Regions from separate parts of the Homo sapiens genome. Here region 1 is linked to region 2. A link is an interaction called in ENCODE POLR2A ChIA-PET data of the cell type or tissue named here. Cell type or tissue: A673. All regions are shown on one strand. Links, peaks and the distances in the headings refer to the core of each region. The heading gives the core; the rest is flanking DNA.

Region 1 (4,529 bases), core at 256-4,255, 180 kb after region 2:
TAACACGTGGTCTTTATTTTGATGATTGTAGATTGTCGTCTTTGGTAAGCTTGAACAATTTATCTTGCTGAAACTCTTTCCAATAGACATTTACTTGACTTGATGCTTCTGAGACAACACCCTTTTTTCTTCTCCTATCTTTCTGGCTACCCCTTTTTCTTTTGGTGGCTTTTATTTTTCCTAACTACACTTTTATTGTTTGTTTTCTTCAAGAATCCATAATGGGGCTCCTTTTCTTCCTCTTCATATGCTTCCTGAGCAATCTTATCTCTGGGGGAATCATTTTTTTCCCTCTCCCAAGTCCCTGCTGGTCATAAAATGGGAACATACACCCCCAACACTTTCACCCATTTAGAAGCACCCATTTGGGAGGAGTAATATTTCATCCTTCTCCACATCTCTAACCTATCTTATATCCAGGAGGGGGAGTGACTTAACTTTTTGGTGAGATTGGAACAAAGGGTTCACTATATAACCCTAGCCTATGGTTTGCTAGAGTTCTTTCTCTCTCTCTCTCAGCTGGGCATTATCCAGCTATTTTGTTGAATTGAGCAGATAAGTTCAAAGTTGTTTAAAATTAAAGAACTATAGAGTCTGAATAAACATTGTTGACACAAATGCTTTAAGAATTCAAAGTGTAAGGCTGGTATTTACTATTTCATTTCAGGTAAGGAAGATTAAATACAGTTTTATTTTTAATCTCCCAAGGTTATAACCTATAATATTAAGACTATGTTAACCTTAAGTCTTATTCAAGTGTTTGTTGTAGGAAATTGTGTCAGCTCACTAAAGTTATACATTTTATTTGTCATAGGAAATTGAATTTACGCACCAACCTTTTGATAATTAACCCATGACTATGACTTCATTGATCTTACTAAAATTGACCTTACCTACATTTAAACTCTGCGCATTCTCTTTAGATAGGAAACTATCTCAAGCCCTTAGTTTAGATTTTTCTTCTTGCTGATTGTATACTTAAAATAAAATACCAAGTCTCACATTTTTACACTTCCAAATGAGGTCCCAGTCTACTCTTTCCAACAATAAGGGATATATTCAGATTCTTATTTGACTTTTTTCATATTTCTTGATTGATTCTGAATCTAGAGAGGAAGGATATAACAAACCGGTCCTTTTGAACCGTAATAAAAGCCAGGTATTCACTGGGGATTTGCTTTCATTGTAACATGCCACTTGGTGGTCAGCTTTTCGAGAAGGGAGGAGATAACGCCACTTAATTCTAGCACAGGCAGCTAATGACATTTCCGAAAAGACCCTGCGTTTCTCAAAGGGCTGAATTGGCTTTAGCCTTATCAGTCTATGTAGCCTTATTAATGCTTGTAATTTTGGTCCTGTTAAACCCTTGATTGCTTACTATATTGAGATTGTGAACTTGGGGATCATATTTTCTCATACACCACTTTGCTGTTACACTTGCACTTTTCTCTGTTTATAATACTCAGCTCTTAAATGCCACGTAGCCCATGGCTCAGTATTTTCTGCTCAAATGCTGGCTCCTCGAGGCTTCGTTTCCTGACCCTTCCTCTCCCCTGCATTTCAAAGCTTGATTTAGTGCTTCATCTGAGCTTGTTTCTCCTGGGATATGTATCTATGGAGCTCATGACAGTGTTGTCATTAAAACATACACAGATTCTTTCTGTTTTTGCTAAATAGATTATGAGTTCCTTGGGTGCAGAGATCATGGTTTTCATTTATGTAACTTTAGTGCTTAGTATCCTGTCAATGAATGTTTACTAAAAATAAATAAAATAAACAAACTCTGTTAAGTATAGTGACCAATTGTTCTAGCTGTGGACTAGTACCAACTTTTAACTTTATACTAACATAATTATTAACAGTACCCCCTTTCACTCTCAAAAGTGTTCCAGTTTGGAGGATAAATTCTAGGTCACCTTCTTCATAAGGAATCTTGGGGGAGATATAGAACTGAATTGCTTTTTTTTTTTTTTTTTTGCCTCTAAGAGGATAATGTTCTCAGATTTTCTGGAAAGCAGAGACAATGATTCTTATAAATTATAATAACAAAAATATCTCAATGATAATTTTCTTACCTACAAAATGAAACTAGCTAATGGTTTCACAGATTTCTGTGAGAATAAGTGTATTAGTTCACTATGGCTGCCACAACAAAATACCACAGTCTGTGTTGTTTAAACAACAGGCTTTATTTTCTCACAGTTCTGTAGGCTGGAAGTCCAAGATCAAGTTGTCTGCAGGTTTGGTTTTTCGAGGCCTCTCTGGAGGCTCGCAGATGGCTGCCTTCTTGCTACGTCCTCACATGGCCTTTTCTCTGTGTGCACATCGTGGTGTCTCTTCCTCTTTTTGTAAAGACACTAGTTATACTTAATTAAAGTCCTGCTCTTATAACCTCATTGAACCTTCATTACCTCCTTTAAAGTCCCTTATCTCCAAATACAGTCACATTGGGGGTTGAGAAGTCAACATACAATTTTGGGGAACACAATTCAGTCCATAATATGCATGTATAAATATATGGTGTGTGAATTTTAATATCCACACCTACCAACCCATATATAAAAAGTCATTTTGAAAATAACATGATGAGGACCTTTCTGTTTTGGACAGAATAATATAAATGGGTGGTAGAAGAGTTTTTTTTTGAGATGCAGTCTCGCTCTGTCGCCCAGGCTGGAGTGCACTGGCATGATCTTGGCTCACTGCAACCTCCACCTTCTGGGTTCAAGTGATTCTCCTGCCTCAGCCTTCCAAGTACCTGGGATTACAGGCACGTGCCACCACGCCTGGTTAATTTTTGTATTTTTCATGGAGATGGGGTTTCACCATGTTGGCCAGGTTGGTCTTGAACTCCTGACTTCAAGTGATCTGCCTTCCTTGGCCTCCCAAAGTGCTGGGATTGCAGGCATGAGCCACTAGGCCCGACCCTTTTTATTCAATCTCATATTATCAGATTATTTTGTTTGAGCTTTAAAAACAAATTTATTACTCTATAACAGATAATAATAATTTATTCATTTAAAATAATACATACAACTTCTAGGCTGGGCACAGTGCCTCACACCTGTAATCCCAGCACTTTGGGAGGCTGAGGTGGGTGGATCATTTGAGGCCAGGACTGTGCATGGCTGTTGTTCTCCATGCTTAAGAGGCCATAGTTGTGGCAGAACCTCGTCTCTACTAAAAATACAAAAAATTAGCTGGGTGTGGTGGTGGGCCCCTGTAATCCCAGTTACTTGGGAGGCTGAGGCAGGAGTATCACTTGAACTGGGGAGGCAGAGGTTGCAGTGAGTCAAAATCGGCCACTGCACTCCAGCCTGGGCGACAGAGTGAGACTTCATCTCAAAATAAAATAAAAAACAAAACAAAACAAAACAAAACAAAACAAAAAAATAAGAAACCATACAACTTCTAGACCTTGTCAAGAGAAGTCCTTGTCAGGGTACCATGCTTCAGAGGCCTGCTAGACCCCTTTATTCTGTGGGGTTAGGAGTCCATAGGCCAAAAGGACATGTGGGTGCCTAGATCTCTGGGATTTCTGCTCAAACATTCTCAAGCTGTATCTGGGACCTCTTTGGGCCTCCTTTGAGTCTCCATCCTCCTGAGTATGGTCTGTACCACTGGTAGTGTAGCACAGGCAATTGTTGCTTAAGAAGAAGAGTTCTGCTTCCCTCCTAACTACCATATTCTGGTGTGGAACTGCAAGGGATCCTAGGTAATTATGAGGCTATATAATAGATACAATAATAAATAGAACCTATTTTAGTTGATGGTTTGACTTGATTTTTTACCTTTCAAATATTTAAATCTATGCTGTATGAGTCTTCATTTGTATTCTTGCTCCAGGCTCCACACATATCAGGAGTGAACTTTTTATTTTTTTGAGATGGAGTCTCGCTCTGTAGCCCAGGCTGGAGTGCAGTGGCACCATCTCAGCTTACTGCAGCCTCCACCTCCTGGGTTCAAGCAATTCTCCTGCCTCAGCCTCTCGAGTAACTGGGATTACAGGCATGCCCCACCATGCCTGGCTAATTTTTGTATTTTTAGTACAGATGCGGTTTCGCCATGTTGTCCAGGCTGGATTTGAACTCCTGACCTCAAGTGATCTGTCCACCTTGGCTTCCCAAAGTGCTGGGGTTACAGGCGTGAGCCACCCTGCATGGCCTGGGGTGAAACTTTTTAATGAGCATTTATTGTTTGCCATTCACAATGCAGAGTGTCATTTATCATTTGATCTACACAACAGATAATTGGTAGGTCCTATTGCTGACCTCAGTTTACAGAAATGAAACTGTGGCCAAAGTCAACCCTGCTCAAAGAAGCAGAGTTGGGCCTGGAATGGAGCTCTGACCTCAGAGACTGAACTTAGCCCCTCTCCCCTACTCTAGGGCCATTCAAAGAGTGATAGTAATTTTCATTCGTTTTGAAGGACATAAAACATGAACTCATTGACCACAAATAGTCAGTTTGTCTGAAGATAATAATCGTCTGGGAATCTGCAACAAATTGTCCAGATTCCAAAATTTGCA
Region 2 (4,529 bases), core at 267-4,266:
TATTTCAGGAGGGACCATGGGTTCAGTGAAAAAATGTGTCATGTATTTGTTATTTATTGATAGAGTACTATAAAGGGCACTGTGGTCAGCATTCAGAGAATAAAAAAGGTAGATGAAACAGTCCCTTCCTTCCTGGATCTTGTAAGGATGGTCTGAGGGGAAGAAATAAATTAGTCTATGAGTAACTTAATACAAAACAGGTAAGAGTTGAAAAGGCGAAGAGCCACAGGAGCTCGAAGGAGGACATACCTGGGACCAGGGTCATCACAGAAAGTCCCGTGAAGGCAGCGCCTGAACAGGGCATACAAGATGAAGAAGTCATATTTGAGGATCCTGTGGGAGGTGGGGAAGCTGGGAAGGCCTCAGCGTGGGGTAAAGGTGCACAGGAGAGGAAAGCCAGGGTATGCATGGAAACTAGCATTTGCTATTTTAACTGCAGCATAAAATAGGGAAAGACCGGGAAGATAAGCCTGGAAAAGTGGTCTTGGGTCAGCCTAACACAAAAGGAAGCCGACACCAAAGGAGAGCAGAATACAAGTCAGGCAAGTGCGGCCGAGGTGTCCGTCATGGTTTTGGGGTAGGAAGTGTCAGGATGAAGACCACCAAGCAAGAAGAACATCCAGTTTTCATGGGTATAATGACTCCTAATGCTAACAGATATCTTGAAATCCTAACAACTTTAGTTGACACAAGTTTCTTAAGAGACAAAATTTACCGGAATATTTATTTTAAAAGGTTAGTTTATTACCAAGGGATAATTGTTTATTTTTTTAATGTCCTTACTTAGGACATGGACATTCACCAGGATAACATGAAACATTGTGAAAATGCTCACAGTATTGTTAAGTACTTATGCATTTACTGTTTGCATTTTTTTTTTTTGCTTTAGAATAACTTTTCAACCCACTAGCAACAGTAACCAAGGAAATATAAATCCAACAGCCTAGAATTACAACTATTTGAGAAGATTCATGGTTTCAACGTACTGCTATATTTACTGTTTCATTCTGGACAGTTTCCCGTTTCTTTAACTCCTCTCTAAGTGTCCAAAACAATATACAGAAAGTCTGCACTAAGCTTCGTTAAAGCTTTAAAATTTAGCATAGTATGTCTGGCAAATCAGAAAAACCACATATTTGTCATAACCTTTACCTTCCCTAAAATCAGAGTACATCCTGTGGATAAGGATTATTTCCCACATATTAAAGCAGAACATGATGAAACTGCTGTCCTATTTATTACAGAGGGAATGTCAGATATAAAGTAGTTACCTTAATCCTACGGTGCTCACTTACGAAACACCATCCCTCCAGTTTGGCAATGCATAGTGCACTCTCATTAATCAGAATTAAACTATTTGGAAAACATATTGAGTATTTTCATATTGACATTGAATATTTTCATCTTTATGAAACAATTTCTGGACAGACTTTTTTCCCTCCAACTGACCACATGATTAGTAAAGATAGTGTACCACTTGTTTATTACTTATGGATATCTTTAGTAATGTTTCATTTAAAAAACAAAACAAAACTCTTCTTTCTCATCCATGTCTTGGGCAATCACAGATGCAAGAGTTGACATCTGTGAATATTTTCTGATTACTTACTAACTAGGAATATATAAGTTAAAAAAATTTTTTAAAGGAGAAAAGCCAAATAGTTCATGTTGACTTTGAAAGACTGATGACAATGATGTGGCAATTCTAAAGTACTTAGAGGTTTAACCCAAAATTTGTTTACGTCTTTGATTTTTAGTAAACACTGCACTGATAAACATGAGTTTGTTCAGATCAAGAGTATGTTGGCATTCTCTTAAGCATAGTTTGAAACCAGAGAGCTCAAGCATAAAACAGCTCTGACAAAGATAACCAGTCAAGCATAAAAATGGGAGTTGGTTGTGTCAGAATACATTAAGAGGCCGAAGGCTGTCTGGCAGACAGCTGTCTTGCCATCACTGAAGGTGACTATTACCACTAAAAGTTGTTTTTCGGATACAGTACTTGAAATTGCTGTCATCTTGTATTTAAAATGCTCCTTATTTATAAAGCGTCACATCCTTTTCTTATCTGAAGCCTCCTTCTTGGATAACCACAAACCTAAAAGCAGTCTAAAATTGTGCTGATGCTTTCCTACAAGCACAGGGAAACTCTTATATTGAATCTTTGTCTATTTGGAGTTGAGAATGTCTTTGGCTTTTATTTTAAATGCCTTCTTAAATATAGATCACTATTTTTAAAATGTAAACATCCAAAGGCATTCCCTCACACTTGGAGGAATGCTAAGGCAGGAGACATGCTTGTAGTAGTCACATTTCACTTTCCCAGACGGGTGCCACAAACGTTCCGCTCAGTTACTGCTTAGGAGGCAGCATTATTAAATGCCTCACGACTTAACGGTCAGCCTCCATGCTTCTTGCTAACCTACATTTCCAAAAGATCATCCGAGAAATCTGGCAAGCCACCGAAATGGTACTAGTAAACTGGATCCATCCAAAGCACTCCACAGTGCCCTGTGGGTGTGTTTCTCACTGTAAACTACTGGGTAAAGAATTTACATACAATTTTATCTCCAAACTCGATTTGTATCCTTTGTAGGTTAGTTCTCAGGAGTACCCACTCCAGCCCAGAAATAAGTCAACGTAGTATTTCCAAACTATCACTTCAAATGTCCACGGTCAAGGGCAGGAGGAGGAAGGAATAGTAACGGGAAAACTTGTCAGCGATTAGCCATCCATAAAAATGTTCTCCCAGCGCTCCTCCTTCCGATCACAAAGCTGGCGTCAGGCAGTCTCCTGTATCTGCTTCCCACCTCGCCCCCTCCCCTCTGCGGAGAGCTGGCACCGAGGGGCGGGCCAAGGAAAAGACAAACACCCCGGCTCCGACACAGTCCAAGCGCGAGCCCGGAGACACTTCAACAACATTCCTAACTTTTTTTCTCAGTTCGCATGCCTCAAAGGTAAACAAAGCAAAAAGCCTACGAAACAGAAGGCAAGTGAGGCCAATTCGGCGCTGGCGAGTTTAAAAGTGGCCCCCAAAGAGTCACAATGACGACCCCCGCCGCCCCCTCTGTCCGCTGTCCCCTATCTCCAGCTACAGCAAGCGACCCCTCAGGCGCCTATCCTGGTCCCTGCCCACGCCCCGGGCCCCAGCCCCGACCCGACCGCCGCCCCCGCCGCGGGTCGAACATCCCCTGACAGGTCCCGGGGCCCGCGGCGCGGGCGGATGCAGGCGCGAGGAAGGCGAGCTGCGCCGCGGCCAACTCCCCAGAGCAGTCCCCTCCGGCCCCGCGCCCACCCCACCCCACCCCACTCCACCCCAGACAGGCTCCACCAAAAAACCCGGGAACAACGACCGCCAAAAGCCAAGCCTCACGCCGAGGAGCCTCCCAGGCTGCCCCGAGGACGAACAACTTCGCCCTCCACTCAATGCGCTCACACGCACGCACACAAGCAGCGCGCGGCCGAGGAGGGCACGTCTTACCTGTCCCCGCCGTGCCACTCATCCCTCCCCCACCCAGGTCCGGCGCCCCCAACCCCGCCCCCGCCGTGGTCCCCCGGCCGCCCGCTCCGAGCGCCGCGCACTCACTGCCTGGCTGCGCGCGCCCAGCGCCTGCAGGGCCCGGCGGCGGCGGCGGGGACCGAGACAGCGGCTGCAGCAGCGGCGGCGGCGGCGGCGGCGGCGGCGGCCCCAGCCGGCGTCAGTCAGACTGGAGCCGCGAAGCCTCATCGCCCGTATTAGTGCGCCGACCTGGAAAGCGGCCAGGGAGCCCTGCTTGCGGCCCGCCCCCGCCCGCCGCCGCGCGCTCTGGCCGCTCCGGGAGCCGCAGAGGAGGGGGCTGCGCGGGCCCGGCGGGGGGCGGGAGCGAGACCGGCCCCACGGCCACGTGCGCGGAAACTCGCGGCGCGGGGGTGGCGGGGTAGTACTCCTCGCAGCGGCCTGCGGCTCGGTTCCCGCCTCTTCCCCACCCCCAGCCCCGCGCTGCCCTCTCGGTCCCCCTGCGCGACCCCAGGCTCGGCCCCTGCCCGGCCTGCCGGGGTGGCCCGGGGGTGGGGTGGGAGCCCTTTGTCTGCGTGGGTCGCCTCGCGTCTCTCTCTCCCACCCCACCTCTGAGATTTCTTGCCAGCACCTGGAGCCCGAAACCAGAAGAGTTGTCAGCCCAACAAGAATATAGGATCACCGGCCCATCAGTCTGGAGACCCTTCTGAGCTGCTGTTCCTCACATGTTTCTGGGCCCTGATAGTGACTCTCACTTGCCCTGTTTGTTCCTGATTTGCTTTTCGGAGTAAGGGGATCCTGTCCCCATGGACAGTGACAGAGCAACTGGGCCGCAATGGCATAGGCAGAAGAAAATCTAATCACTCTGGGGGTGAGTGGTGGTTAAAACGACTCATGTAATTATGTGGATTGTAATTTCCTTACACATATTTATTTGCTTAACAACCCAGCATGTGAGATATATTATCTAATCTAATAAAAGATACAAACTTATGGGCACACAGCAATGTTACTGTACAACTTTCTCGTCTCA

What was found. Peaks named below come from ENCODE experiments on the same cell type or tissue, not always from the same donor. Only the 100,000 strongest peaks of a DNase experiment are listed, where the experiment ranks them.
Region 1: POLR2A ChIA-PET joins it to region 2 with 6 read pairs; 2 of 35 experiments call an interaction of 5 or more read pairs at or near these places.

What each region holds. Positions count from the first base shown.
Region 1 is chr13:37,092,726-37,097,254 of GRCh38, forward strand. No RefSeq gene overlaps it. Among named protein-coding and RNA genes, the nearest start is that of CSNK1A1L, 11 kb to the right of the region's middle. In A673, for the core only: no CTCF peak of the experiment used is centred there; no DNase peak of the experiment used is centred there.
Region 2 is chr13:36,916,530-36,921,058 of GRCh38, forward strand. It overlaps SMAD9 (SMAD family member 9), which reads right to left and starts at 3,709. Exons shown (of 7, transcript NM_001127217.3): 1 at 3,587-3,709. RefSeq lists silencers at 3,620-3,689, 3,800-3,849. In A673, for the core only: no CTCF peak of the experiment used is centred there; DNase peaks (open chromatin) are centred at 1,902, 2,402, 2,832 and 3,712; H3K4me3 peaks cover 2,561 bases; H3K27ac peaks cover 3,557 bases.